2 separate regions of the Homo sapiens genome follow, and region 2 is linked to region 1. Evidence: read pairs that join two places in POLR2A ChIA-PET (ENCODE). Cell type or tissue: K562. All regions are shown on one strand. Each heading gives the region's core, and the rest is flanking DNA. Links, peaks and the distances in the headings are about the cores only.

Region 1 (13,663 bases), core at 6,317-10,316:
AACAAAGGTTGGTCCACTAAGTTAGTCTTTTGTCGTTGGTTTTTTTTGGCAAAAGAGTAATGATCGGTCTCGTAATCATTATAATACTATTATTTGTCTGCTTGAAGATGTATAAAGCATTTGAAGGAAATGTGATGTGAAAAGATGAAGAACGCTTGCCGTCAATGTTTCATTGTTTGGGAGAATCCCATTTCCTAAGTTAATATGCTTTGATGTGTTAGCTATGTAAGCAGTAGACTAGTTTAAGGAAATATTGACGGTCAAATATTAACATATTAGTCTTTTGATGAAGTTCAAATATTAGAGAGATTTCTTTCCTCAATTTTCAATGGAGACATTCAACTGAAGAGACAAATCCAGAGTTTTCTCCACATGTTGGGTCTGGGAGTCATTATGACTTTTTCAAAGACAGGAGCTGTGACATGGAATCATGCTTCTTCTCAAGCTGAGAAGCCAAGCTAGGTCCAGGCTGAGTCATAAACTTGAGCCCACCAAGGAAATCATCCTTCACATTGACCTCGCAGAGCTTTGGCTGTTCTCTGTTCTTTGCCCAACACCCAAGACACACACCAGCTCTGGCCAACAAACCTTAACATATGATCTATATCAACCAAAGCTACATTTATTCCCAAATCTCCTTCTAAAATACAAACCTGTACTTTCTACTCTCAACTTCTAAATCTACCAAGGCCTCATATGCATCTGAGTCACAGATGCTAAAACTTAACCGGTTTTCTGAGGATTATTTGAGGAAGGGGTATGCATGCAAATGTATATACATAATTCATGTGATTTAGGAATATGGACTCTATGACTTCCAGATGCAGATTTAGAACCTTTTTAAAAAATATTTTGTTTTTGTTGTCTTGCAAATCAGCCAGATCTGCAACTTACCAGAGTAAAGCCAAACCAAGCGGGACCCTTAGGAAATGCGCTAAGATGTCATCCACTTTCAGTGTCAGCCTGTGAAAATTCAGGCGACAGAAGAGAATAAAGAGAATCTTAAGGAATTTCTGGAACCAAAGCTAATATTAAGCAGGCCTCTTGCTGGCAGACCAGTGGAAATTGTACCTGGTCAACAATCTGTCTAGATTGAGGAGGTCTAAAATGTAGCCACAGGTTCAAATACTTTTCTGTTTGTTTCCCAACCTCGATTAAACTCACAAAATTTAGGGACCAAAAAAACAAACAAACAAACAAAAAAAAAAACAAACCACGACGTTCCCACCCAGTCTCGAATCAGGGACTTTTCTCGTGTGAGGCGAACATGATAACCACTACACCACAGAAACTGCATATGCACCAAAAAAGGCAAAATATCATCATGAAAATCTTAGATCAGCCATTTCTATTATCGTTTCCAAAGTAAGAAATTCAACTGCATTTCGAAATTCGACTGAAAAAAGCCCAATAAGCACCAGCCATCAAGAAGACTATGGCTCCCAATAGGCCCAGGCTTAGCGTTCCGCGCCCACCCCCAACACGAAAACCATGGGGACCCACACCCGGGCTTCGGGGACACATACCCGGGCTTCGGGCTCCCGCATCCTCCCCTGGGTATGCAGTTCCAGAACTAAGCGCCGTGTGCGGGATCCTCCCGGCTGACACTCTTCGGCTCCCAGAAGCTGCAGGAGCCGGCGGGCTTTGAGCCTCCGAGCCCTGGGCGCCCCGTGCCTCTCAGGAGGGTGGACGCCGCCCTTCCAGGGATGCGGACCCCGCCTCGGGGCCTTTTCCCCGGCGCCGGCCGTCGGGGCTCTTGGCTCTTCTCGTCCTCCCAGGAACCGTAGAACCCTCCTTGCCCTCCCTCCCGTAGGCCGAGGGGCGTGAGCTGCGCCTGTTTCCTCACGGACCCTTTGGCCTCAGCGCCTCGATGTCTTGCAATTCTTAGCTCACGGCTCTTCCTCCTATAACAAGGCCCTTCCATGTCATGTCCCCTACTCCCTCTTAGCACCAGAGAGATGTCTCCCCTGCCCCACAGGTCACATTCCATGAGTGGTGAAGTTTCTAGAGTTGTAACCATGGCATCTCCAGCCCTGTGTGTTCCTCTCCATGCTCCCCATTGAGCAGTCTTGATCCTATATTAGCCCCAGGAAATGAAATAGAAACAGGACCCTACGTTAAAAAGTTGCAGTGGAGATGTGGTGGCCACCAGGGGCTGGAACTGTGGGGTGACTGAGAGTATCCAAAGCCCTGTGGCCAACTTACTGGTGCTGAGTGTGCTGGTGAGCCTCTCTGTCAGCTGGCTTCCCCGGGCCAGTTGCTCCCGGAAGCTCTGTCCCAGGTAGTAGTCAATGTCATTGCTCCTTAGGAGATCCTCAAAAGATTTTACTGTATCTTTTGCATGCTGGGTGAGAAGATAACAAACACCTCTCCCTTCTCGTATTTTTTGCCGTAGGTAAGACAGTTCCCGGGCCTGATCCTGAATCAGGGAATCATATTTCCTAATGCAGGACAGAAGAGGAAAGGGTGGATGATAAGTTATGGGGGCTTCTGTAGAGATTTCTATGAGAACATCTCTAAGGAACTCCCCCAAACTGAATTCTGGCACATAAGCCATAGGAGGCATTTAACAGCAAATTCTACCCTGATAAAGTATCGCACTAAAAATTTTAGTATGGGCCGGGCGTGGTGGCTCATGCCTGTAATCCCAGCACTTTGGGAGGCTGAGGCAGGCAGATCATAGGTCAAGAGTTCGTGACAAGCCTGGCCAATATGGTGAAACCCCTCCTCTACTAAAAACACACACAAAAATTAGCTGGGCATGGTGGCACATGCCTGTAATCCCAGCTACTTGGGAGGCTGAGGGAGGAGAATTGCTTGAACCTGGGAGGTAGAGGTTGCAGTGAGCCGAGATGGCACCACTGCACTCCAGCCTGGGTGACAGAGTGAGACTCTGTATCAAAACAAAACAAAACAAAAATTTACCATGCCACTGTTCTTCAACTGTTATATATATGTTAATTATATGTCCCTAGATAAATTTTTTGGGAGCTGGGCCTCCAGCTGGGATACTCTCTGGAGGAGACTCTTCAGGTCCTTTTTGGCCTGAAGTCCTGGAGAGTAGAAAGCCCCAGTGCCATCAGACAGCCACAACTCATCCTCATCAGTGACACTATGAGGTGAAGACCCCTCCAGGGTGTCAGGAGCTCTCAGCTTCCAGGGTCTTTCCAGACTAGATGAATAATCACTTGTAACCAAGAGGGACTGGACCCGGTTCTTGAGGTTTTGAATGACCTTGTTGGCATTCTGCAGCTGGGCCTTCAGATCTTTGATGTCCTTTCATAGGACCCAGATGTTTTCTGACTTTCCATATACCCAGAACTCTTCCTGCCTCCCTAGTTCATTCTCCAAGGGCTTCCTCTCAGAGGAACTAGCCAGCGTTCAGCCCCGGCGCCCCTGCTCAGAGCACAGCCCCTCCACCAGGACCATTTCCTTGCGGCTGCTGTGCTCCTCATGCTCTGAAAAAAGACAAAGATGTCTTCCTAAATAAAAGTTGGATGTGCTGTTGTGGCCACTGCCTTTGAGAGGAGGCAGGTTTGGTCATGAGGACAATAATTACTAGGGAATAAGGTGAAGTCGTACTTTATTCAACCCTGACACTGTACTAGGCATTCAAATACAGTATTTCTTATCCTCCTTATACCCACAAGTTAGGTTTCACCACTTTCTATTTTACTGACTGGGGAAACCAAAACTTAAAGAGAGGTGGTAAACCAGCTTGTTCTAGATCACTCAAACTAGCACATGGCAGAGCCTGAATTCAAATCCTCCAACGTCCTGTGTTCATTCCACACACACTGATGTTTCTCAAGCCATTAACATGGCCTTATCTAGTTAGGATAGCCACAAGAACGCAGGACAAGCTATTTCTGCATGCTGCAAGTTTAATGCTCTCTAAAGTTTACTATAATTTAAAAGTTTATTGGGTTACCACTGTGTGAAAAATAGGCATAGGAAAATAAGACTTCGAATAAATATATCAGCATGTTAACATCAGTGTATTGGGGCAGTGGTAGTCAGAATGAGAACTAATCCACAGCATTTTACCTGATGCCAGACACTGTTCTAAAGCATTTTATAAGAATTTACTCATTTAATTCACATTAGTATCTGATGGGGTAGGTAGTTCCTTTATTACTATTTTAACATATGAAGAAACTGGGGCATAGGAAAGTTTACAAATTGGGATTTGAAGCAACAAGTCTGGCCCCAGGATCTTTTCTCTTAACTGCCACACTACACTTCCTCAAGAATGAGAGAGACTGTGTTTTTCTTCTCTTCTGGTTTTCTTTTTTTTTTTTTTTAGTTTGTAAGCAAACATTTATAGCCATGATTCCACAGATGTGGTAAGTAAACCAACAGCCATTCCTAAATAAAATACAAGAATTTCCATCATGCATAGTTTACAGGCTTGGTAAGAAGCAGTCTCTTTAGGGGCTAGATGCTTAAGAAATATTCAACAAACAATGAAATCTTGGCTTTTTTTTTTTTTTTTACACAAATGTTTGGTTATTTAGCCACATTAGTGATAAAACATATTCATATTCTAACTGCAAGTGGAATAAACATTGCAACAAAAATGCAACCCAATCAAAATCATTAGTAATAACTATTACTCCCTCTTAGCAGTAAGAACCATTATTCTTGGATTTCAAACATTTTATTTTCTGTGCATAGCTTATAGCACTGTATTATAGGAATCAGAGTGTATAAGCAAAAAAATGAAATAAAACTTCTTGAAGACCATTTCCATTATTTATGATTAAATCAATGAAACTATACAATTTCCACATTAAATACAAATTAGTAAAAGAATTCCTCCAAGTAGTATTGCATATAAGCTACAACTTTACCCCAACTATTTTAATCACTATGATTCGAGATTTCCTAGGATTTAACAGCCCAAGATTGGGCTGTTACTACCTCAGCAAGAACAATCACCAGTAAATACATGAACTGGGGTTATAGCTGAATTTTTAGAAACTCTCCAGACAAACCACGTGTTAGAGGAGGTAAGTAGAAAAACTAATGTTTGAGCTGTGCTATTCCTACCAGGAACTATGTCAAATATGCAAAGTTCAAACATTCTTAGTAAAATAATATGAAAGGATCTATATATACTGTAAATTTAGCAAAAACACTTTTATGTACAGAAGCCTAAATATCTTAGGAGGTTTAGAATACCAATGAAGAGAATTGTTAATTCTTCAAGGCTGGTTTCTTATGAGGATTAAAAACCAGCCCTTAGTCTCAGATGCATTCCACCTAGATGTGTTCACGAACTCCATAGAGTAAGAAATATAAACCATGAATATGTACTCTTAATTTCCATTCTTCAACTTAATGTTCTATAGTACTTCAGATTTTTAAATCCAGAGTTTGGTGTACACTTAGGAAATTATAGTAAGAGTAGATTAGAGAAGATTTGCTTGTTTTCCTTTTGAAGCCATGTGAAGGTTTATTACCCTGTGTATTTTCATCACTGAAAAGTTCCCCGGTGACTAATAAAATAAAAGTGTCACAAGCTACATGATGGATCTCTTCTTTTAATGTTGCATACAGTTTCAGTTTGGCTAGTGAGGGCTAACTAGCTCAGCCCTAGTTTCATTTTATTAGAGTTGACCACTAAAAACTAAATAAGGAAGTTACCAGTAAAGCTAATTCCCAATACAAGCAAAAAACAAAAACAAAAAACAAAAACAAAACCATTCGCATAATAAAATATATCCTTAACACAAAATAAGGGTATAACATATTCTGCAGCATGACATTTTATTTTATTTCTCAGCTGTAGCTTTTTCATTCAGAAATTGGAGACCATCTTTTCACTGAGTTGTTATTCCTTCCTCTTCCCTTAGCTTAGGGATATGTTGAAAAAGGCTTTTCAACAAGTATTTTATTTTTTACAAGTTGCTATGAAATTAAAATTTATATATATATCTTAAGTGTTTATAAAGCACTCAAAATTGTAGCTTACATGTATATGACTTCTGAAAATAAAAATCACACTTCTAACATAATCTTTCTGCTCTGCAAAAATATTCTACATACATGCATATGATCAAAACAATCTTTTCATGTTTGGGGTATTTCTTACACATAGTAAAAGAAAAGTCAACAATTATATCAGTACTTCCCCTGTTAAGATAACTGAGTGCCACCTAGTGTTCAATTTCTGCAACTACTAAGCTTACAAATTCAATACTGCTATTAAAACCCAGGTTCTGAAAACGGCATTTTGGAAATCTTTTTTTTTTTTTTTTATGTTTACGGTGGCAAAATACGACTATGAAAAGAACATGATATCAAAATCAGTATAAAAATAGCCACAGGCTACTTAAATATGACAAACAGACTTATTTTTTTTCTTCAAATGCAGACTTCTGCCTCCCTCAAATTGTATCAAAATCTCAAGGGAATATCTAGGTAACTGGAATATACACAATGACTCTATACAATCAAGAGGCCAGGGCTTAATCAGATTCCGTGAGGACAAGGCAAATGATTTCTTCAAAACACCCATTTTCTTACTGGAAGTGGTAGGAAAAGCAGCAATGCATGGTTTTTTTTTTTTTTTTTTTTGTAATTAGTAGACATGGTCTTCTACCCATAAGCTCCATTACATTAAAAGAACAAAGTGGGCTTAACATCTCACTTAAGATAATTCAGCATTATTATCAGTTTTAAAAAAACCAAAAATATCTTAGAAACAAATCAGTCTGCTTTAACAAATTGCATTCATGCTAATGAAATTTTAATCTTCTTTGTCATGATCAAAATCCAAATTGTAGGACAATCTTCAGAAAAGATGGAATGTAAAATGTTGAGTTCAATTTAGATGTCATCAATATCTTCATCATCATCTCCAATGTCATCAAACTGAATTTCATCATCATCTCCAGGACCAAATGTATCAGTTTCATTGATTTTAGCATGCTCTGGAAGCTCGCCGTATGCCTGCAGACTTCTAGCTTCGTCTGCATTGTATTTTAAAATTACATCAGCTTTGTTATCCTGGTAGTCTCGGAGACCAACCAAAATAATGTCCGAGGTATTTATCCAAACCTTTTTTCTCAATTTTCCTCTGATGTGACATAACCTCTTTACACCATCGAAACACATTGCTTCTAGCCGTCCATTTCCCAACATTTTGATTACCTGAGCATACTCCTGACCATCCTCTTTGAATACCAGTTCTCTTTTTTCAGATTCATTCTCATTCTTACCCCTGCGTCTATTTTTACCTCCTTTACCTTTATTCTTGGGCATGGCGGTGGCGGCGACCTCGCGGCGTCTCTGACTTCTTTCCGGGTAGCGGCGACCGCGGCGGCTGCTGCTCCGAGGGGCGACACGAGGGAGCGCGCGGGACCAAGTAGGTGCTGGAGGCCAGGCAACGTGCGCGGGAGAGGCTGGCGACCCAGCTCTTCGGAGATCCGCCTGCGTCCACGCTCGGCGGCAGCAAAATGCTCTTCTGGTTTTCAATGTGGTGGGTGGCCCTATGGTTGTAGTCCTTTTATAATGCAAAACAAAATTATTTTTAACTTACGGTTTGCATGTTTCCAAAACCTCATGTGGTCTCTAAGTAGGCCTTAGTATTTCTATAATAATCAGTTGGCTAGAACTTTATATTATTATTATTATTATTATTATTATTATTATTATTAGCAGTGTGCCACAAACTAATTGTAGAAATTCAAACTTATACGCAGCCTCATTTTGGGTAAGAGTTCTCCTATTAACCTCCTGTCCTCCTCTTCCCCACTACTTGTCAGGTGTGGAATTGGCCAACAGCACCCAAATGTGATAGCTGACTCCAGGGAGGGAAGGTGAGCCCCACACCCTGTGCTCTTACCGGGACTGGTGGTTTCCTCCTGTTCAGCCTCATTCTTGCTTTGGCCACAAGTCTCATAGCCCAGGTCCTGGAGGTCCACCTGGACCTGTTTACTGTCCTGCTTCAGCAAGGGTTCACCTGCGTGGGAAGAGACAGCAGGTGTTACAGAATGTCTGAATTTCCCACATATGCCCTCAGCCTCAATGGCACATACCCTAACCTTGTGGGGCAGGGAGGGCAGATCCACAGTGCGAGAGAAGCTTCTTTGAACTGGTGGGAGAAGAGACCACCAGCTCCAGGAAGCAGAATTTCTTTCCACAGGAGGAGCCTGCATTTGCCATTGATAATCTCCCCTTCAGATAACCTAGGCCTTAGTTGGGACAAGGTATCTGTAAGTCAGGGATTGTGTACTCTCATCTCTAGCAGCCCCATTGAAGCTGGCAAGTGCTTTATCAGCAGGGGTTCAATAAATGTTGAATGGAGCTGAACTAATTTAGAGTCCCAAGACACCTAGACCTGCACTGTCCAATAAGGTAGTTAGTAGCCACATATGGCCACTTTATACTAAATTAACTAAAATTAAATAAAACCAAATGTCCAAGTTGCACTAGCCACACTTCATGTGCTCAATAACCACGTTATGTCTGTATAGAACATACAGAGCTTATAAGACGTACAGGCTAGTTCTTTACTAGTAAGTCATAGTTACCTACTAAGTATAACTCTGTATTTCTCCAGCTCGTTCGCCTGAGCAAAGACAGTGGCTTCTGATAGCAGCAGCTTCTCCTGGAGATCTTGATAGCGTTGTTTGCATTGTGACAGCTGGGAGCGCAGGTGCTGGGTGGACCCTGGTGGGCTAAACGCTGATTGGGCCCAGTGTCACAAGGCTGGGACTGGTTCTCCAACTGTGAAAGGGGCCAAGACAAGGATCAGGACAGTCCGAGGCCACCCCCATGCAGTGATGACCACGGCCCGTTGTGAACCCCGTGGACTTTACTCAAGTCTGTCACAGCACTTCTCATGCCATTTGGCAGTGACTTGCTTTCCAGATGGAGCTCCTGGAGTGCTGGGATAATGTTTTCTTCATATCTGTATCCACAGCACACAGCACAGCGCCAATCAAGTCTACAGAGGAGCTCTTAGGAAACGTTTTCTCAGTGGTCAAAAAGAGAAGGGGTGGAACCCTCCACTCATCTCCCCTCACATTCTGTGCCATCGATTCTCTCAGAATCCCCTGTATTCCCCATTTTACTGAATCTTCAGCATGGCTCCTCCCCTAAACAGGATCCCAATAACCCATCTGAGGTCCAGGAACAGACACCTGTGATGAGCTGTGACCAAAAAAAAAAAAAAAAATGGCATTGATAAGGAAGGGATGTCATTACATACTACTTGTCTGGGCTGCCTCATAACCTGATGCATCCCTATGTTACAGCAGTTACCCCCTCCTATTAAAATTACCTGTTTATGTGCCATCTTTCCTTACCATATTAAGTATCTCAAGGGCAGCCATTGGTTTTATTGCCCCATGCCAATGCCTAGTGTGTTATCTGAAAAATTAAGTACTCAAGAAATATTTATATTGTAAAAGGCTTTCTAAAGGCTGAATGTAGGCTGAATATTATTACTGTTGTTTGTGGTACAAAGAGACCTTTCTCTTGGTACCTCTTGATTCACATGGGAGAACGTTTTAAAGTAAACACTGTCATCTCGAGCCCTTCTCCAGTGGTTTTTCATTCCATCTAAGCCTACATTGACTTGGTGGGCATCCACTGTGAAGGTAGCCCCAAGGTCAAGGCTCTGGGGTCTGGGGCAAGGCCTCACAGTCACATTCCCCTCCTCTTGGTGTTGGTGCTTCCCAGGAGAACCAACCAGTTCTGTGTTTATTCTGTCGATGGTGCTGGTCAGATGCACAAGGAGCTCTGGAGTAAGTTTACTATTCCCTTCTTTGCTACTCAGCACAAGTTGTTCTTGAGGAGGTTGATGATATTGTGGGCATTCTTCAGTTTTCCCTGGAGCTTTCTGAACTCAGCCTGAAGACTACTCTCACTCAGACCCTCTTTGGCAACCACAGTCTCAACCACCACCTTGCCCTTCTCCTTGTCTTCCTCAATCTCCCATCCCTCAGACATTTCTGCTCTTTCAGCTCTGCATTCTCAAGGCAAAGATGGGTTCTGGGTCTCCACAGTTGCCAGACTTTTCTCCAAAGCCACCTTGAGGAACTAAAAGAAAATCATGCTTTGAAGAAGTTAGGCCATTAAAGAGGGCCCAAGAGAAACATGAGATTGCAAAGGTAGTTTTTGATGAGAACAAAAACAAACAAAAAAAGCAGATCTAAAATGAACTCCCTACCCAGAACCTCCTTAGTCAGGCAATAAGAGCAATAAGATCTCAAGACTAAGTTTTATTATTATTATTATTATTATTATTATTATTATTATTATTATTTGAGACAGGGTCTCGCTCTGTTGCCGGGGTGGAGCGCAGTGGTGAGATCATGGCTCACTGCAGCCACGACCTCCTGGGCTCACGTAATCCTCCCACCTCAGCCTCCCAAGTAGCTGGAACCACAGGTGTGTGCCACTACACCCAGCTAATTTTTTTTTTTTTAATCGAGACGGAGTCTCGCTCTGTCACCCAGGCTGGAGTGCAGTGGCACGATCTCGGCTCACTGCAACCTCTGCCTCCCAGGTTCAAGCGATTTTCCTGCCTCAGCCTTCTGAGTAGCTGGGATTATAGGAGCGTGCCACCATGCCCAGCTAATTTTTGTATTTTTAGTAGAGACGGGGTTTCACCATGTTGGTCAGGCTGGTCTTGAACTCCTGACCTCAGGTGATCATTCTGCCTCAGCCTCCCAAAGTGCTGGGATTACAGGCGTGAGCCACTGAGCCCGGCCCACCCAGCTAATTTTTTTTTTTTTGAAATGGAGTCTCACTCTGTTGCCCAGGCTGGAGTACAAAATGGCGTGATCCCGGCTAACTGCAACCTCCGCTTCCCAGATTCAAGTGATTCTCCTGCCTCAGCCTCCCGAGTAGCTGGGATTACAGGCATGTGCCATCACACCCACCTAATTTTTATATTTTTAGTAGAGACGGGGTTTCACCATGTTGGCCAGGCTGGTCTTGAACTCCTGACCTCAGGTGATCTACGCGCTTCAGCCTCCCAAAGTGCTGGGATTACAGGTATGATCCACTGTGTGCAGCCCCGTGCAGCTAATTAAAAAAAATTTTTTTTCGTAGGCCTGGTGTGAAGGCTCATGCCTGTAATCCCAGCACTTTGGGAGGCTGAGGCGGGTGGATCACCTGAGGTCAGGAGTTCGAGACCAGCATGACCAACATGGCAAAACCCGGCCTCTACTAAAAATACAAAAATTAGCCAGGCGTGGTGGCAGGCGCCTGTAATCCCAACTACCTGGGAGGCTGAGGCAGGAGAATCACTTGAACCCAGGAGGTAGAGGTTGCAGTGAGCCAAGATTGTGCCATTGCACTCCAGCCTGGGCAACAAGAGCAAAACTCTGTCTCAAAAAAAAAAAAAAAAAGGCCAGGCTTGATGGCTCATGCCTATAATCCCACAACTTTGGGAGGCCGAGGCGGGTGGATCACTTCAGGTCAGGAGTTTGAGACCAGTTTGGCCAACATGGTGAAACCCATCTCTACTAAAAATACAAAATTAGCTGGGTGCGGTGGCACATGCTTGTAATCCCAGCTACTTGGGAGGCTGAGGCAGGAGAATCACTTGAACCCAGGAGGCAGAGGTTGCATGAGCCCAGATCGCCACTGCACTCCAGACTGGGTGACAAGAGTGAAACCCCATCTCAAAAAAAGAAAAAAAAAATTTTTTTTTTTTTTCAGAATGAGGTCTCACTGCATTGCCCAGGCTGGTCTCAAACTTCTGGACTCAAGTGGTCCCCCTGCCTTGGCCTCTCAAAGTGCTGGGATTACATGTGTAAGCCACCATGCCTGGCCAAAGACTTACTTTTACAGGAGGAGTATAAAACATCTCATTAGTAATTTTCATAATTGATTATGTGTCGAAATAATATTTTTGATATTTTGTGTCAAGTAACACTACTAAAATTAAGCTCACCTATATCCTTCTACATTTTCACTGTGGCTACTAGAAAATTTTAAATTACATCTGTGGCTCTCATTACATTTCTATTGGACAGCACTGGGCTGGGTGAGATGACTAGGGGCAGAAAGTACATTCTGAGGGCCAGACAATCAAGGTGATTGATACTGGGGTTAGGTTAACTGAAGGGTAGAAAAGGCCAGGTTAATAGGAGGCAGGGACTGAGTAACCGGGAACAAAGTTATCAGAGCATGAGAGAGAGATTCTGGGGGTCAGCCGTCTGGGATATTATAGGGAGGAAGGAGGCTGTGCTACAAGGGCCAAGAGACAGGAGGATGCACTCAAGTTGGCCTGGATGAAGGGACGACCCTCTGCGACTTGGGTGGGGGTAAGGGTGGCAGGCTGGGGCCAGCCCTGCACTCACCGCTTCTGCTTCCTAGAAGGAGAAACAGTGTCACTTGGTACCTCCACCTCAGGGGCGCAGTCAAGACCCGCTGCCAGGCCAGCCTCTGCCTGACCGCCGGCTCACCTCTCTTCTTCCAGCTTCTTCCGCAGGAGGTCCCACCTCCAGGCGGGCATGCTGGCCAGCCGGGCCTCCTCCTCCTCCTGAAACACAACCACAAAGCTTCAGAGCCTGCAGGGGCTGGGAGATAGGGGGCACCCTCAACCTGGGGACCTGAAGGAGTCAGGGTCACAGGAAGTGACCCTTTGGATGCATTTCTGTGGGACAAGTGGATGGAGGTGCCTGGTCACACCCCCTCAGAGCTGGCCTCCTTTCTCCTAGTAACCCAGACCCTTGTGTCCTACAGGAGGCACCAGAGAGATCAGAGCTGAGTGGGACAGAAGCAGAGAAAAAGTAGCCGGGACCCAGAGGTCCTGAGCCTGATTCCCCACAGGGGCAGGTGGCCAATGGCCACAGGTCCAAGATCTCTGGGCAGACGCAGATGCGGGCCCCCACCCAGCCTCTTGGCTCAGGGAGATTCAGGCTGCCCCTGGCTCCCCTGAGAAGGACCTTCAGCCCATGGTTGCCCTCTTCCCAACAGAGTGGATACGTGCTCTACAATCGTGGGGCTGCAATGACATCAGGGGCAGGTGTGGTGTCCAACATAGGCAGTTTACAGCAAACAGTTTTATTTCCTGAATATTACAGAGGAGAAAGGGTCTGTACACCGCACACTTCACACAGAACACTGCACACGTGGCTCCCTTGACCTCAGCCAAGGAGGTAGCTGTGAACTCCAGTGGAAAACCAGAGAGCAGGCCACACTGCCCCAGGGAGGAGCCGCAGCCCCTCACTCAGAGGGGCTTCTTCTGCTGCCTGGCTCCACACAGAGCTCAGCAAGACCACGGGGCCAGAGGGGGACACCTGGTTTGTTCTGTGCCTGCCCTGCCTATCCGACCAACGCCCCACACAACCTGCTCACGATGGGACCTCAGAGGCTGAGGCAGCCTGGTCCTGGGCCCTCCGGGCTGCTCAAGGCCACAGTCCTGGGTTCTTCCCGCTGCTTCACGCCTCTGGAGGGCGTCAGACAGGCGTCCAGGCCCACGTTAAGACGCTCGAGGGTGAACTGCGAATTCCGAATTCCGCTGCTCAGATGTCAAACAGCTCTGCCTCCTTCTCCTTCCAGAAGGAGAAGCTGCGGTCGATGTAGCGGCAGATGTCCTCGTTGCTGAATTCGCCCATCTCAGACACTAGTTCCAAAGGGTCTTCGGCGGGGGCTTCGGAACCCGGAGAGTCTGAGATCCGGGGAGGCGCGGCGG
Region 2 (16,996 bases), core at 7,124-11,123, 56 kb before region 1:
CAAGAACGATGATGAAACACTGGCTCAGACTTCTGCCCACCCCTCCCCAGCTGCCTGAACCTTTTCACGCTGGAGTCACTGTAAGTCCTCCTCCTGGGCTGCCCACTGCTCCCGCAGAGAGGCCTGGGCCTCCCGCTCAGCCTGCACCAGCTTCTGGGCCATCAGCTCCTTGTCTAGACTGGCTTTCTCCTGCGTAGCTATTATTTGCTGCCGCAGGCCCGCCAACTCCCCTGCACGAGAGGAATGGGGGAAAGGGCAGGGTTGGGTTGAAATTTTTCCTTGGGCCAGCAGACTTAGGCCAGTTGAGCCATATGGGCAAAATCCCAGAGGCAGAGGGCCTGCCTGGCATCCAGTTTGGGTCCTCTTGAAGAAGTGGCTTGTCCTCTCTGGGCCTCAGTTTCCCTATCTGCTACATGGGCCCACTGGCCCTGACCCCTTTCCTGCCTACCTAGAATGGCATTAAAGGCATAAAATGACTGATGAGAAGGCCTCCCAAATGGGACGGATGTCAAACATATAACAACCCTAGGCCAGGTGCCATGGCTCACTCCTGTAATCCCAGCACTTTGGGAAGCTGGGGCAGGTGGATCACCTTAGGTAAGGAGTTCAAGACCAGCCTGGCCAACACGGTGAAACCCTGTCTCTACTAAAAATACAACAATTAGCTGGGCATGGTGGCGGACGTATGTAGTCCTAGCTACTTGGGAGGCTGAGGCAGGAGAATCGCTTGAACCCAAGAGGCAGAAGTTGCAGTGAGCTCAGATCGCACCACTGCACTCCAACCTGGGCGACAAGAGTGAGACTCTGTCTCAAAAAATCAAACAGGCTGGGCGCGGTGGCTCATGCCTGTAATCCCAGCACTTTGGGAGGCCGAAGTGGGCAGATCACCTGAGGTCGAGAGTTCGAGACCAGCTTGACCAACATGGTGAAACCCCGTCTCTACTAAAAATACAAAATTAGCCAGGCATGGTGGCGCGTGCCTGTAATCCCAGCTACTTGGAAGGCTGAGGCAGGAGAATCGCTTGAACCTGGGAGGCGGAGGTTGAGGTGAGCCAAAATCGCGCCATTGCACTCCAGCCTGGGCAACAAGAGTGAAACTCCATCTCAAAACAAACAAACAAAAACAAACAAACAAACAAAAACCCTATTACTGACTCAGCACTTACTATGCGTCAAGCACCCAGCTAAGTATTTTAGACATAACCTCATTTTGTCTTCATAACATGCCTATGTAGTTTATCCTCATCCCCGTTTAACAGATGATGAAATGGAGGATCAGAGGAGATCAGCAGCAACTTCCCACAGCTGCACAGCTACACATAAAGCATCTCCTTTAATGACTGACATGAACATACCTGTCAAGCATTAACTATCAGCATTAATGGAAACGACTACAGGGAATGGAAATGGTATAGCCATCATCTAAAAACCATCTCCCGGGTTGGAAACCCACCAGCATTTCCCTTCCTGGTTCTGTCTGGCTCAGGTGTACATGGACAGGAAAATTAATTTCCATGACCCAAGTAGGTGCTTAGTTAATGTTAGATGAGCAGAAAGAAGCCCTGAGTTCAGAGATTCGATGGGGAACGGTGCAGGGAAGTGGGGCTCGGATTCTGGGGCCAAGAGAGTCATCTGAAAACCACAGAGAACTCAGACTAACAGGCCTGATGACCGATGAACAGCAGTTACTGTTGACTCAGCCAGGCACCGTGCCACGGCCTTACACGCTTTTCCCATGTCATCCTGGCAACAGGCTTAGAAGGTGGGCATTGCCACCTCCAATCATCAGCTGAGGAATCTGCAGCCCAGAGAGGAAAGGGGCTTGCTCAAGGGAAGGTGAGATCTAAGTGGTGGCACAGGACTGGAACCCAGGCCAGCCAGACTCCTACTCCAGTGCTCCCAACTTCTGTGAGACTACAGACATTGGGAGGTTGCAGTCTGGGCTGGAACCTGGTGTTCCCCCCAAGTCCCCAGCCACTCGTACCAGTCAGGGTCTCCTTGGCCAGCAGCAGGGCCTGCCCCTCGGCTTCCAGCTGCTCCCGGCGGGCCTCAAGCTGGGCCAGCTGCCATTGCACCTCAAACAGGCTGCCCTCCAGGGCTTCCTTCTCCAAGCTGCAGCACATACAGTGCGTGAGGCCCTGGGACTCAGCCTCCCTGGCCCCAGGAAACTGTGGATCTCAGGGAGTGGCCAGGCATGGGCCAAGTGCCAATCTACCTGCCTGGCCAGGCCCACACTCCCTGGGGAAGCCTGAGCCCACAGCTAGGACGAGTTGGCAAGCCAGACTCCTTAGTAACTGCCCCTGGGGGCCCGTGCCTGGGTGAGGCTGTTCATGGCGTGGCCCCAGGAGGACCGCCCAGGGCGGGTTGGGCAGAGCCCAAGGCCTTACTGCAGGTGTGTGGCCTCCTCTGACACGGTCCTGCCTTCACGCTCCGCAGGCCGCCAGCTGCACAGCCAGGCCAGCGTGCTCCTTGGCTAGCGCCTCCTTCTCCCGGGCCACTTGCCCCAGCGTCTCCACCTGTCACTGGGCCTCCCACCGGGCCTGCTCCAGCTCCTGCTCCCGCCTGCTCAGCTGCCAGGAGAGCTGGCTCCCACCCAGAGACTGAGTAGCACTCCCAGCATCCCCCAGCTTGTTCATCGTGCAGTACCCCAACTCTGGGCCTAACCCAGTCCTGGCAGAAGGCCTGGGTTCGAGCCCAGGGTCTGCCCTGATGTGCTATATGTACTTGGGCAAGTCATGACCTTCTCTAGATCTGCAATGCACGTGTGTACAAAAACCAGGGCCCGGCCGGACACGGTGGCTCACGCCTATAATCCCAGCACTTTGGCAGGTGGATCACTTGAGGTCAAGAGTTCAAGACCAGCCTGGCCAACGTGGTGAAACCCTGTCTCTACTAAAAATACAAAAATTAGCCGGGCATGGTGGTGCACGCCTGTAGTCCCTGCTACTTGGGACGCTGAGGCAGGCGAACAGCTTAAACCCCGGAGGCAGAGGTTGCAGTGAGCCCAGATCGTGCCACTGCACTCCAGCCTGGGCAACAGAGCAAGACTGTCAAAAAAAAAAAAAAAAAAAAAAAAAAAGAAAAGAAAAATGAGGGTCCTCACTCAGCTTTGGAAGTAACAGAACCCTTGTATTACTCTAAGCAGAGAAGCTGAATATATAAACCAGACCCAAATGCAGCTGCTCAGCAGGCCTCAAGGTGGAGACTTGCACCCTGCTTCCTGCACTCCCTACCCCATCCTCTAGAGGCACCTCCCAGAAACCCAGGCCCTCCAGGATGGACCTTGCATGAAGGTCCCTGGATCCCTGAAACATTAAGGTCTCTTCGAGATGTGAAGTTCCCAAAAGTCTAAGATTCCAATTCTAAAAAGTCTCCACCTATTATTAATCTGTATCATTATTATTATTATTATTGAGACGGAGTCTTGCTCTGTTGCCCAGGCTGCAGTGCAGTGGCACGATCTTGGCTCACTGCAACCTCTGCCTCCTGGGTTCAAGCGATTCTCCTGCCTCAGCCTCCTGAGTAGCTGGGACTACAGGCGCGTGCCACCACACCCAGCTAATTTTTTGTAGAGATAGGGTTTCACCGTGTTAGCCAGGATGGTCTTGATCTCCGGACCTCAGGTGATCCACCCGCCTCGGCTTCCCCAACTGCTGGGATTATAGGCGTGAGCCACTGCACCCGGCTAGCCCCATGTTATAAATGGGGCAACTGAGGTATGGGAGGTTGGGCAGCTTGTCCAAGGTCCCCAGCTAGGAGAAGTGGGACTGGATTTAACCCAGAAGCAGGCTCCAGTGCCTGTGACTTAACCCAGGACTGGATGCAGGAGGCTGCGAGCCTGGCCTGCCCCACATGCTCTCCAGACCACCCCACACACAGTTTGGCCTACCTGTGCTAGCTGCTCCTGCAGCCAACTGAGCTCATGGTGCAGTGTGGGGAGCTGTTGCTCCAGCGCCTCCTGGGCCTGCTCCGCCACTCATAGGGAGCCCTCCAGGCCCTGCCGTGCCACCTCCTGCTCCAACCACAGCTCCTCCAGCCACTCCTGCTCTGCCGGCGCCACTGTGGCCTCCTGCTCCGCCTGCCGCTGCCGGCCCTGCAGCATGGCCTTTTCTTCCTCCAGCTGTGGGCCGGAAAGGAGTGGGGCCTCATGAGCAGGGCGTCCCTCCCAGGACCAGGACGCCTCCTCCACCCACCCACCAGCCACGATAGCCCAGGGGAGGCTCCCAGGGAATGAGGGACAGTGCCCTTGGGTGTGTGGGACACTGGGGAGGGGGAGATGAGGAGGGCCCATGGAGCGTCGGTGCTTTGACTCCTAGAGAGGACAGACAGACAGACGGAGATAGACAGAGAACCAGAGACAGAAAGGGAGGCAGGGGCCAAGACAGGTGCAGGGCCGGGCCCAGGGTGCCTCACTGAGTGGGGAGGACGGGTGGGCAAGGTAGGTGGGCCCGCAGGTGCACAGTGTACCTGGGTGACAAGGCAGTTCAGATCCAACTTGTCCTGAGCAAGGCTCTCGTTGAGGGCGCTCAGCTTGGACAGGGAGTCCTGCAGGGAGGCCTCCTCTGCCCTCAGCTTGGTCACGGAGAGCTCGAGCTCCATGCGGCCAGCCTCACCCTGCAGGGTCAGGCCCCAAGAGATGAGGAAGGGCAGAAAGGTCGGGAGGAGGTGAGGAGAGACAAGAAGAGACCCAGAGAGATGGACCCTCGGAGACAGGGGAGGGGAGACAAGGAGGGGATACGGCGTGAGATGGAAAAAAAAATCACCGCAGAAAGCCTGCTGCTTATGGAGCCATTTAAAAGCCATGCACCGCAAAGCTGTGCAAAAATAGCTCAAGCTGCAGGGCAGGGCCAGAGTTCAGAGGATCCCCTGAGTAAGGTCTAGGGATAGCACTGCTCAGAGCCCAGGCTGCAGCGGACAGCGCAGGCCCCCCCGCCAAGGACCCTCTGCGCTGTGGCCACAACTCTCAGACTCCAGGAGCTGAATCTCAGGATGACCCTGAGCTATAGGCACTGCCCCCAGGAGCATCCAGAACAGCAGGGATACGGCCATAAAGAGAGGTCAGTCCACTTATGGCTGGGACCAGAGGTCCAGAGGTCTGTGGCCTGTGACAAAGATCAGCCTGTATCCAGAAGGAAGGGGTCAGTCTGTGACCAGGCTCAGAGGTCTGCCTGACACTGGGACCAGTCTGTGCCAGAGTGACAAGGCTTGGGGCTGGGGGTCAGAGGTAGGTTTGTGGTTGTGCAGCAGACAGGGACCCACCTTGGTCAGCGCCTCGGCCACCTCGGTCTTCTCGGCCTGCAGCATGTCCCGTTGCAGCGTGGCGCGGCTCAGCGCCTCCCTCACCTCCACCAGCTCCTTGGCCAGGACTGAGCGCTTCCCTTCCAGCTGCTCTAGTTGTCTATGGCTGTGGGACAAAGGGTGGGTGGGTGGCCCATGTCACTTTCCTGCCCGAACCTCCTGTAGCCAGCAAGATGCTGGGCCGGGGACCAGGCCTGAGGCACGAGTTTGGAGAGAAACAGCCTGAGCCACAGGGCAACCAAGCCCACTACCGCTTAGCTCCATGACCCTGGGCCTCCGTTTTCACATCTGCAAAATGAGGTAACACTTGCCTCGTGACATTGTTTGTTTTTTTGAGACAGAGTCTTGCTCTGTCGCCCAGTCTGGAGTACAGTGGTGCGATCCTGGCTGACTGCAACCTCTGCCTCCCAGGTTCAAGCAATTCTCCTGCCTCAGCCTCCCTAGTAGCTGGGATTACAGGTGCTCACCACCACACCTGACTAATTTTTGTAGTTTTAGTAGAGACGGGGTTTCCCCATGTTGGTCAGGCTGGTCTTGAACTCCTGACCTCAGGCGATTCGCCTGCCTCGGCCTCCCAAAGTGCTGGGATTACAGGCGTGAGCCACCGTGCCCAGCCTGTTTTAAGGATACAAACTTCACATGTGCTTAAAATAGTGCCTGACACATCTCCCCAAGGACCTTCAGAAACAAGAATAACATGCTCCACCACAGTCTACTAAACATCATCAGCGATCACGTCCCTGAGAGGTAAGCAGCGCAGTGGTGAAGAGGTTAACTCTGAAGGCAGAATGTCTGGGTTCAAATCCTGGCTCTTCTGCTAACTGTGTGACCTGGGGCAAGTGACATGGCTTCTCTGTGCCTCAGTTTACCATCCACAAAATGGAGATAACAGCTTCTATGTCACAGAGTTATCATGGAGTTAAATGAGAGAACTGAATTGCTTAAAATGGTATCTGGCACTTAGTGAAATTAGTAAGGATATTATTATTCTTCTAACTAAATTTTTAAAATACTACTACTAATATTACTAGTGTTATTTTAATTATTCTTGTTATTATCATCCAAGTTCTACCTTTTAACTAGTTCTCTGACTCCAGGTAAGTGACTATACCTCCCTGAGCCCCAGTTTCCTGAAATGGGTCTGGTTAGAAAACCCGACATCAGAGGGGTCCAGACGGTAGGAGGCCCAGGACCCAGTGGGTGTCACCTAACCCCATGGGGGCACTGTCAGGGGACCCGAGGCACATTTGAAGGGTCCTGGCAGGGAGGTGAGATGCTGCTAACCTGCGCTCAAGCTCCCGGCGAACCCGTGCGCCATTCTGCACCGCCTCTTCCTGCTCTTCCTCCAGCCGGTCCCGCTGGCGCTGCAGCTCCTCCTGGGCAACCTGCAGCTTCTCCCGCTCCTGCGGCAGCTCCTCGGCCTGCTGCTGGGCCACCTGCAGGCTGTGGACCAGGTTGCTCTTCTCCCTTCAGGACAAGGGGAGCGGGAGCAGAGGGGATGCTGGGGCTGCTCTCTCCAGGGAAGGTGGCTGGCTGCTCCTCTAGCCATGAGCTACATCCTCCCGTCTTCCAAGGCACCTGCCTCCAGGAAGCCTTCCCTGACCCTGCCCATAGCAGACTCATTTCACTCACACACTCCAGCAGAAGAACCTGGCTTTCCTTCTCCCCAGCCCGCCCACTTAGAGTGGATGGAGGTGCTGGCGTGATCTCTAAGCACTCTACCACGTAGAAGAGGCCAGGCTAGGCTCCTGGGACACACAGGCAATTGTGCCACCAGTTCTGCTAGGCCATGTGACCAGGAAATGTCCCCTAGAACACCCCATGCCCCTCAATTCTGGGAAGCCTGATAGAGCTGAGTCTGCAGATCCCACAGCTTCCTGCTACACAGGCACATGGTGGCCACGGCAGGGGAGGGAGGAGAAGGGAACAACTAGGACCCCAAAGACTTGCTGTGAGCTGCCACTTTCCCCACTGGTGGTAGGTGCAAAAAACTTCAAGACGTGATTTTTTTTTTTTTTTTTTTTTGAGATGGAGTCTCGCTCTGTTGCCCAGGCTGGAGTGCAGTGGCACGATCTCTCCTCACTGCAAGCTCCGCCTTCTGGGTTCACGCCATTCTCTTGCCTCAGCCTCCCGAGTATCTGGGAATACAGGCGCCCGCCACCACGCCTGGCTAATTTTTTTTTTTTTTTTTGAGACGGAGTCTCGCTTTGTCACGCAGGCTGGAGTGCAGTGGTGCCATCTCGGCTCACTGCAACCTCTGCCTCCCGAGTTCATGCCATTCTCCTGCCTCAGCCTCCCGAGTAGCCGGAACTACAGGCACTCGCCACGATGCCCGGCTAATTTTTTATATTTTTAGTACAGATGGGGTTTCACCGTGTTAGCCAGGTTGGTCTCAATCTCCTGACCTCGTGATCCACCCGCCTCGGCCTCCCAAAGTGTTGGGATTACAGGCGTGGGCCACCGCGTCCAGCAATTTTTTTGTTTTTACACACAGTCTCACTCTTGCCTAGGCTGGAGTGCAGTGACACAATCTCACTGCACTCCACACAGCTTGCTGCAATCTCCACCTCCAGAGTTCAAGCGATTCTCCTGCCTCAGCCTCCCGAGTAGCTGGGATTACAAGCGCCTATCACCACGCCCAGCTAATTTTTGCATTTTTATTTAGAAGTGGGGTTTCACCATGTTGGCCAGGCTGGTCTCAAATTCCTGACCTCAAGTGATCTGCACGCCTCGGCCTCCCAAAGTGCTGGGATTACAGGCGTTAGCCACTGTGCCTGGGCAATTTTTTAAATTTTTAGTAGAGATGGGGTTTCGCCATGTTGGCCAGTGCCTGCGGGACAAGACCGACGGCGCCACGCAGGTGTTCCTCTAGGGCCCGCCGCTCACTCTCGCTGTCGCTAAGCTGCTTCCGCAGGGTGCCCAGCAGGTCCTGGCTTGCCTCATAGCGCCCACGCATGTTCTGGGGCGTGGGGATCACAGAGTCTAGCGGGGGTCCTTTGAGGCCTCCAGAGCCCACCTACTCTCTTCTGGTTCCAGGGATACACACTAGCCTACGCTAGGCGGGGTCCAGGGCCTGGACCTGCCCTGGGGCAGGATAGGGGCCTAGGCCTGAGAGCCAGGCTTCCACTCCCCTCCTATGTGCCCTCACCACCCTCTGAACCCTCATCTCCCTGGGGTCCCGGACAACTCCTATCAAAGCCCCCGGGATGCCAGACAAACTCCCAGGCACACTCGTCTCCTGGGTTCTGATCCCACCCCCAGGGCTCCCAGGCTCCTCCCCCTTGCATCCTGGTTCCACTCTCACACTCCTCCCTACCCTGGCTCTGCCCCTAGTTCCCAAGCTCTCATCCTAGGCTGTGATTTCCCTTGCTAGACCTTTTCCCAGGGTCCTGGCTCTGTATGACCAGGGACCTGTCTCCCTCTCTACCAGGACCCTAACACTGTCGCAGCCTCCTCCCTCCACCGGCTGCCCAAGCACCCACCCCCAGCTGCCCAAGCACCCCCACTTCTGGGCTGGCTTCAGCGCAGAGCCCTCGACCACCTCCTTGGGGGTCCTGACACCCTCAGACACTATTTCTCAGGGCTCTGGCTGCACCCCAGGGCGCTCAGACTCCTCCCCCAGACACGCCCCCACCCCCACCTGGAGGGCGCGAGCCCCTCCCCCTGGGCCTCTGGCTGCGCCCAGAAAACTCAAGCCCCTTCCTACCTGGACCTTCAGCTGGCAAAAGTGCAGGGCGGAGAGAATCAGGGCAAGCGAGCGTGGAGTCTTCTGAGCAGGCCGGGGAGGGGCCTCTGCGGGGCGAACGGCCTCGGCCCGGCGAGGAGCGCCGCGGTGGAGACGGGGTCCGCTGGCCCGAGAGCCCCCGCAGGCTGCGGTCGGACGCTGTTGGACGCAGGCTGCCGCTCTCAGCGTCAGACAGGACGGCCTGAGGGTAAGGGAGGGAAGCAGGAGGCCGCAGAGTTAGGAACTTCGGGGTTAGCTGGCAAAAACGACCAGGGGAGGCTGGGGGCCGCCTCATCCCAAATGCTCCCGCTTACAAGAAGCCTTCTGATTTCACCTCCTCCACTAGCTCAGTCCTCAGCTCGCCGCTGAGGCATCCCATTTATTGCGAAGACATCATTTGGCATTGCTCACAGGTGGGCTCCGAGAGGGCCGTGCCTCCCCTCTGAGACTGGGGGCTCCCCAGGGCAGAGGCCGGGTGAGCTAGCAGGGGTGCTGAGCAGCTACAGCCTGGGTCCCAGGGCCCCACCCATCTGCAGTTCAATCCGAAGCCACCGAAAGGCGAGGCGGGGGAGCCCAGGACCGCCTGGCAGGGCCCTGTCTTCCCGCCTTTCTGGGCTCACACCTGTGCCAGGTCCCTTAGGCTCCGCTGTAGCCCCTCTCCATCCTCTGTCTCCAGGGCCGCCTGCTCCTGTAGCCGCAGGGATTCCTGGAGTGCGGTGAGGGAGACAAAGAGTGGTCGGGGTTCTGTCTTACCTGAAACCTCCCCTTTCCCTCCCTCCCTGGCCCACCACTGATCAGGTGGCCTCTGAAGCCATGTCCATAGGCCAGCCACCTGGTAGACCCCACAGCAGGCCCGAGGCCCTCAATGAACAGACCAGGCCCAGAGAAGAGCTGGGTTCTGCCCCAGGTCACACAGTCGATTGCAGGAGAGCTGGACCTAGAACCCAGGCCAGGCCCCACACAGAGGGGTGACTAAACCAGGCTGGACCCTGGGGGAGTGAGTGTCCCACTGGTGGGGGTGGACAGTTGGGATTCCAAAGGCAGCATCTGGACCTGGAGAGCGTGGATGGGAGTTCAAGTCCCAACTCTCCTGCTTACTGGCTCTGAGACTGGACAAGCATTTCCCCTCTTGGGCCTCAGTTTCCCATCCGTGTCATTAGGATTACTCTACAGGGCTGCTGGGAGGGAGAAATGGGATGGAGGAAGTGAGTGTGCTTCCCACAAAGCCTGCACACCTGTGTGGGCTGAACCTGAGTGTGAGTGGGATGCTGGGGGTGGCCCAGGCAGCCCAGCCCTAAGCCTGTGTCCATGGATCTGGCCGGTACCCCATCCCACCCTGCCCCATCTCAGGGGCAGCTGAAGCTCACCAGGGCCTCAAGCTTCTCGGTGAGGTCCTTGTCGACCTGATCCTTCTCCAGATTCTGCTTCTGTAGACGCTTCACTGCCAGGCCCAGCTCTGTCACTCTGGAGTTGGGGGAGCAACAGAGGTGAATACGGGACCACCCCAGCCTCTCAAATCCACTAGCTCTGTGTCCACCATGCTTCTCCAAACCCGAGGCAGGGACCCTAACATCCACCTCCCTGGCTGTGTGACCTTAAACAAGTTGTGGCTCCTCTCCAGACCTCACACTTCTCATCTGTGAAATGGGAATGAGGTTCCCACCAGCTTTATCTCATGGGAAAGCACTGGAGGACTTACCCAGGTGGCAGGAGTAAGGGGCACAAGTTGTTTTTTTGTGGTTTTCTTTTGAGACAGAGTTTCGCTGTGTCGTCCAGGCCGGAATACAGTGATGTGATCTTGGCTCACTGCAACCTCCACATCCTGGGTTCAAGCGATTCTCCTGTCTCAGCCTCCCTCGTAGCTGGGATTAGAGGCACACACCACCACACCCGACTAAGTTTTGTATTTTTAGTAGAGACAGGGTTTCGCCTATTGGGCAGGCTGGTCTTGAGCTCCTGACCTCAGGTAATCTCCCACCTTGGCCTCCCAAAGTGCTGGGATTACAGGTGTGAGCCACAGCACCCGGCCACAAGTTCTGTCATAGGAGGCTAAGCTGTTTATGATAAACACTGGGCAACTGCCTTCGGAACCTCAGTGGGGTGCCTGGGAAGGCTGGCTGAGCTCACAGAGGAAGGCCCTGCTCCTAGTGAACAGATGCTCCCTTCTCCCCAACTCTCCAGTTTTACCTTCTGCAGTGACGCCTGCCTCATGCAGCACCCACCAGGGACCCTCCTGGCACTGAGGTCAGCCTTGTCCAGGTCGCTTTGCATCTGCTGCTGGGACAGGTCCTTCTCGTGGAGCACCTTGTCCCGCAGCTGCTCCTCCAGCTGGGCCTGCTTCTCCAGGGCTGGCTCGACCCGGCTCTCTGCCAGCCGCAGGCCTGTGCTCATTCCCAGGCCGGCCTCCTGGACAGCTCCCCTCCCAGCTGCAGCGGGTCCCTTGGGAAGAGAACACAGGATGGGGATGGGATGGGGCTCACTCCCAACTACAAATTAAAACTAGTCTGGGGCTGGGTATGGCGGCCCACACCTATAATCCCAGCACTTTGGGAGGCCGAGGCGGGCAGATCACCTGAGGTCAGGAGTTCGAGACCAGCCTGGCCAACATGGTGAAACCCCATCTCTACCAAAAATACAAAAAATTAGCCAGGTGTGGTGGTGCACTCCTGTATTCCCAGCTACTTGGGAGGCTGAGGCAGGAGAATTGCTTGAACCTAGGAGGAGGAGGTTGCAGTAAGCTGAGATCATGCCACTGCACTCCAGTCTGGGCGACACAGCCAGACTGCGTCTCAAAAAAATAAATAAATAAAAAATAAATAAAACTACACTGGGCTGGGTGCGGTGGCATGCACCTGCAGTCCCAGCTATGCGGGAAGCTGAGGCAGGATTGCTTGAGCCCAGGAATTTGAGGCCAGCATGGGAAACATAGTGAGACTCCATCTCAAAAACTAAAGAGGAAGAAGAAAAAAACAACAACCCTACACTGGGATGCCATTTGTCCACTATCAGATTGGGAAAAAAAAAAAGGGACACATAATACACAAAGAGAGGCTCTGGGGCAACAGGCCTTCCCCTACACAGCTGGTGGGAGGGTGAGTACAATCACAATGGAGGGCACTGAGGGAGATCTTCGAAAACTATGCAGGCATAGGACCTTCCCCACCGGCTCCTCCTCTAAGAATGGATCCTACAGATATACCCCAGCACAGAGGAGATGGCTTGTGGACAAGGAGGTTCACTGCAGCATTGCTCATGTAAGATATCCTGGTGACAACCTAAATGTCTATCAAAAGGGGACTGCTACTAAGTACATGATGGTACATCCTTTAAGTGGAGAACTGTGGCCAAGAAAAACCAGTGGAGAAGTTCTTCCTGGCCTGATCCAGAGCCACCTCCCAGTTATAACTAGTAGGTGAAAAAAGCATCTTCAAGAACTGTGAAGATGAAATTTTACCAGGCGTATATACAAAAAAGTGTGTGTGTGTGTGTGTGTGTGTGTGTGTGTGTGTGCGCGTGTGTGATCTCATTTGCTCATATAAAATAACCCTGGAAGGTCACTTAAGAAACTGATAGGCCAGGCACGGTGGCTCATGCCTGTAATCCCAGCACTGTGGGAGACCGAGGCGGGAGGGTCACCTGAGGTCAGGAGTTCAAGACCAGCCTGGCCAATATGGCGAAATCCCGCCTCTATTAAAAATACAAAAATTAGCCAGGTGTGGTGGCTCATTCCTGTAATCCCAGCTACTTGGGAGGCGGAGGTGGGAGAATCACTTGAACCCGGGAGGCAGAGGTTGCAGTGAGCCAAGATCGTGCCACTGCACTCCAGCCTGGAGACTCGCAGCACAGCGAGACTCCATCTCAAAAAAAAAAAAAAGAAAAAAGAAAAAGAAACTGACAATGCTTCTTACGGTAACTTGGTGGCCAAAAAAAAAAAAAAAGAAAGAAAATAATTGTATATATAAAAAGAAAAAGAAGCTGATGATGCTGCTTGCCTCCAAGGAAGGAATGGGAATATCTGGGGTCAGAGGTGGGAGGGAGCCATTTTACTGTGTACCCTTTTGAAATGTGAATAGGTGACTTCATCAAAAGTAAAATATAAAAATTTGAAAGGCTACTTACAAAATTTTTTTTTCTTTTTGTTTCTTTTTCAGATGGAGTCTCGCTCTGTTGCCCAGGCTGGAGTGCACTGGTTTGACCTCGGCTCACTGCAACGTCCGCCTCTCCGGTTCAAGCGATTCTCCTGCCTCAGCCTCCCGAGTAACTGGAATTACAGATGTACGTCACAACACCCAGCTAATTTTTGTATTTTTAGAAGAGACGGGGATTCACCATGCTGGCCAGGTTGGTCTTGAACTCCTGACCTCAGGTGATCCACCCGCCTCAGCCTCCCAAAGTGCTGGGATTACAGGCATGAGCCATGACGCCTGGCCTTAAAATACATTAAAAATTATTTGTATTTTAAAAAATTAAAATGTATTTTAAGGCCAGGCGTGGTGGCCCATTTCTTGAGACATAGCAAGACCCTGTCTCAAAAAAAAAAAAAAAAATTAGCTGGGTATAGTGGTGAACACTTATAGTCCCAGCTATTTGGGAGGCTGAGGTGGGAGGATCACTTGAGCCTGGGAGGTCAAGCCTAACATGAGTTGTGATTGTGCCACTGCACTCCAGCCTGGGCGACAGAGAGAGACTGGCTCAAAAAAAAAGTATTTTAAGTCCATAATACAGGTTAAATCCTTTCCTTTCCTTTCCTGAATGACCTGTACCACTGGTTATCCAATAGTAAGGAGGGAAAGTGCCTCATTATAGAATTCTAATTAATATACACAGGAGTGACTAAATGAGAAGCTCACAGTTTTGCAGCCTCTAATGAGTGGGTTGGATCTTGAAAAGAGAGACAGCTGGCATAGGGACATCCTGATGGAAGAACACATTCTACTTATGGAGTCTTGATCAAACGAAAAAGCAAGCAGAAGAGCCTGAATCTGACCTAGCTTTACATCCAACATCCAATTTACAGGAAATACATGGGATAAAGAAATATGTTAATTGACACCATAAGGATGCAACCAGCAAAATCCAGACCATGAGAATCTCCAAGGACAACTAGCCCAGTTTCCTGAACAAATAAGTTAAAAAGGACTTCAAAGACAAAGCATGGGCCGGGCACGGTGGCTCACTCTTGTAATCCCAGCACTTTGGGAGACCAAGGTAGGTGGATCACCTGAGGTCAAGACCAGCCTGGCCAACATGGTGAAGCTCCCATGTCTACTAAAAATACAAAAGTTAGCTGGGCGTGGTGGCGCACTCCTGTAATCCCAGCTACTCAAGAGGCTGAAGCCATAGAATTGCTGAACCCAGGAGGCAGAGGTTGTAGTGAGCCAAGATCCTGCCACTGCACTCCAGCCTGGGCAACAAAGCGAGACTCCATCTCAAACAAACAAACAAACAAACAACCAAACAAACAAACAAAACAAAGCAACCATTCGCACTTTGTGAATGTCTATGGATCCGGATTCAAACAAATTGTAAAGAAAAAACTAAAGCAAGACTATCTGTGACTTTTTATTTATTTATTTATTTTGAGACAGAGTTTCACTCTGTCACCCAGGCTGGAGTGCAGTGGTGTGATCTCGACTCACTGAAACCTCCGCCTCCTGGGTTCAAGCGAGTCTGGTGCCTCAGCCTCCCCAGTAGCTGGGATTACAGGCATGTGTCACCACACCTGGATAATTTTTGTATTTTTAGTAGAGATGGGGGTTTCACCATGTTGGCCAGGCTGGTCCCGAACTCCAGACCTCAGATGATCTGCCCGCCTTGGCCTCCCGAAGTATTGGGATTATAGGTGTGAGCCACTGCACCTGGCCTATCTGTGGCATTTATGAGACATATGGAAAATTTAGACGCTGGCTATTTGATGATATTAAGAAAAGATTATTAAACCAGGTGCAGTTTCTCATGCCTGTAATCCCAGCACCTTGGGAGGCCAAGGCAGGAGGATCACTGGGGCACAGGAATTCTAGACCCGTCTGGGCAACAAAGTGAGAACTCGACTCTACGAGAAATAAAAAAATCAGCAAGCCTGGTGGCATGGACCCGTGGTCCCAACTGCACAGGACCTGAGGTAGGAGGATTGCTTCAGACCAGGAGGCCAAGGCTGCAGTGAGCCATAAAGAAAAGAAAAGATTACTAACTAAAAGTAAGTCCTTGATATCAGCCAGATGACACTAAATCCCATCCATTCCCCTGAGCTCACAGGGGGGCTGCCTAGACTCCAGAAAAAAGGCTGTGCCTAGTCCTAGACTCTGGCATGCAGGAGGTCAGAAGGCTGAATTCTCCACTAAACTCAAAAGTATAACCAGTCCAGACTGGGTGTGGTGGCCCGTGCCTGTAATCCCAGCACTTTGGGAGGCCGAGGCGGGCAGATCACCTGAGGTCAGGAGTTCGGGACGAGCCTGGCCACATGGTGAAACCCCATCCCTACTAAAAACACAAAAATTAGCTGGGCGTGGTGGCACATTCGTATAATCCCCGCTACTCGGGAGGCAGAGGCAGGAGAATCGCTTGAACCTTGGTGGGGCAGAGGTTGTAGTAAGCCGAGATCGTGTCATTGTACTTCAGCCCGGGCAACAAGAGTAAGACTCTGTCTCAAAAAAAAAAAAAAAAAAAAAGTATGTGGCCGGGTGCGGTGGCTCACGCCTGTAATCCCAGCACTTTGGGAGGCTGAGGCGGGCAGATCATGAGGTCAGTAGTTCAAGACCAGCCTGGCCAACATGGTGAAATTGCGACTCTACTAAAAATACAAAAAGTAGCTGGGCGTGGTGGCATGTGCCTGTAATACCAGCTACTTGGGAGGCGGAGGCAGGAGAATTGCTTGAACCTGGGAGGCGGAGGTTGCAGTGAGCCATGATCGCACCACTGCACTCTAGTCTGGGTGACAGAGCAAGACTCCGTCTCAAAAAAAAAAAAAAAAAAAAAAAGTAGCCCTCTCTAAGTCTTAATTCCTTCATCTGTAAAAACAGAATAATGACTTATGTTAGAGATGCTGTGAAGAGCCCAGGGAATAACAAGTGCTGTCTGCATACCACATAACCTGTCCGCTCTCAAAGGTGGCTGGGCTGATGATGTCTGGAAGAAGAAGGCTGGGAGAAATGCTGGTTCCCAAAGTGGTCAGTACCAAGGCCACCTAGTCCAACCCTTGCCCCTAGGCCTGTGGTTCCTTTGGGGCAGATTCCAGTCTCGCCACCACCCAGCCAGGGGAGTCTGTGTTGAATGGGCCATGTCCTGGAAGTATGAAAGGCTCAGCCCTCTGAGCTGCTGGATGGCTCTGTCCTGTACCCGCCAGTCCATAAATGGTCAGCAGAGCACATGGCCCACCTACCCGAGCCAAAGGAGTTGGGAAAAATCTGTCTGGGTGGCCCCCTCATCCTCTCAACACACAGGCCTAGAGGGAAAAGGGTACTGTCTAATGCCAGTCAGTGCTGTCCTGAGCTCAGCTGCTAAGAATAGCAGGGAGTGAGGTGGTGGTAACCAGCAGGACTCAGGCAGAACAGAGGCCCATTACACACCTGGCTGCCCACAGGCTGCCACCACCTGCTCTTCCACCTTTCATGCCAGTTCCTACCCTACTCATCCACACAGACAGAAAGCTCTGGAAGGGGACGAAGGTGGCACAAAGCACCCTGACAAAGTAGCCACTACCCAGGCTCAGGGATCACATATTCCCCCAGTGTAAGCCACTCCCAGCCCTGAGCTGTAGGAGCAGAGATGCACAAAGGCCCCTCCCCACTGCTGCTCTGTCCCAGGCCAAGGCCAGGTGGTGGCTATGCAGTCGGGGTGCTCAGCTAGTAGCATAGAAGGCTAAAGCCAACCCCATCTCTGAATACCCCAGTGGACCAAGGATAAAGGAGCCTTTCTCAAAAGCAGTTACAGGCCAAGCATGGTGGCTCACACCTGTAGTCTCAGCACTTTGGGAGG

Evidence for each region. ChIA-PET counts read pairs that join two places held together with the same protein. Peaks named below come from ENCODE experiments on the same cell type or tissue, not always from the same donor. Only the 100,000 strongest peaks of a DNase experiment are listed, where the experiment ranks them.
Region 2: POLR2A ChIA-PET joins it to region 1 with 7 read pairs; 6 of 35 experiments call an interaction of 5 or more read pairs at or near these places.

Annotation. Positions count from the first base shown.
Region 1 is chr1:16,678,787-16,692,449 of GRCh38, forward strand. It overlaps the pseudogene EIF1AXP1 and the pseudogene ESPNP. Among named protein-coding and RNA genes, the nearest start is that of TRG-CCC4-1, 7.3 kb to the left of the region's middle. In K562, for the core only: no CTCF peak of the experiment used is centred there; no DNase peak of the experiment used is centred there.
Region 2 is chr1:16,621,886-16,638,881 of GRCh38, forward strand. It overlaps the pseudogene CROCCP2. Among named protein-coding and RNA genes, the nearest start is that of NBPF1, 17 kb to the left of the region's middle. RefSeq lists enhancers at 1,946-2,456, 14,678-15,178, 16,153-16,996 and a silencer at 3,137-3,206. In K562, for the core only: no CTCF peak of the experiment used is centred there; DNase peaks (open chromatin) are centred at 8,479, 8,946, 9,536, 10,014 and 1 weaker place.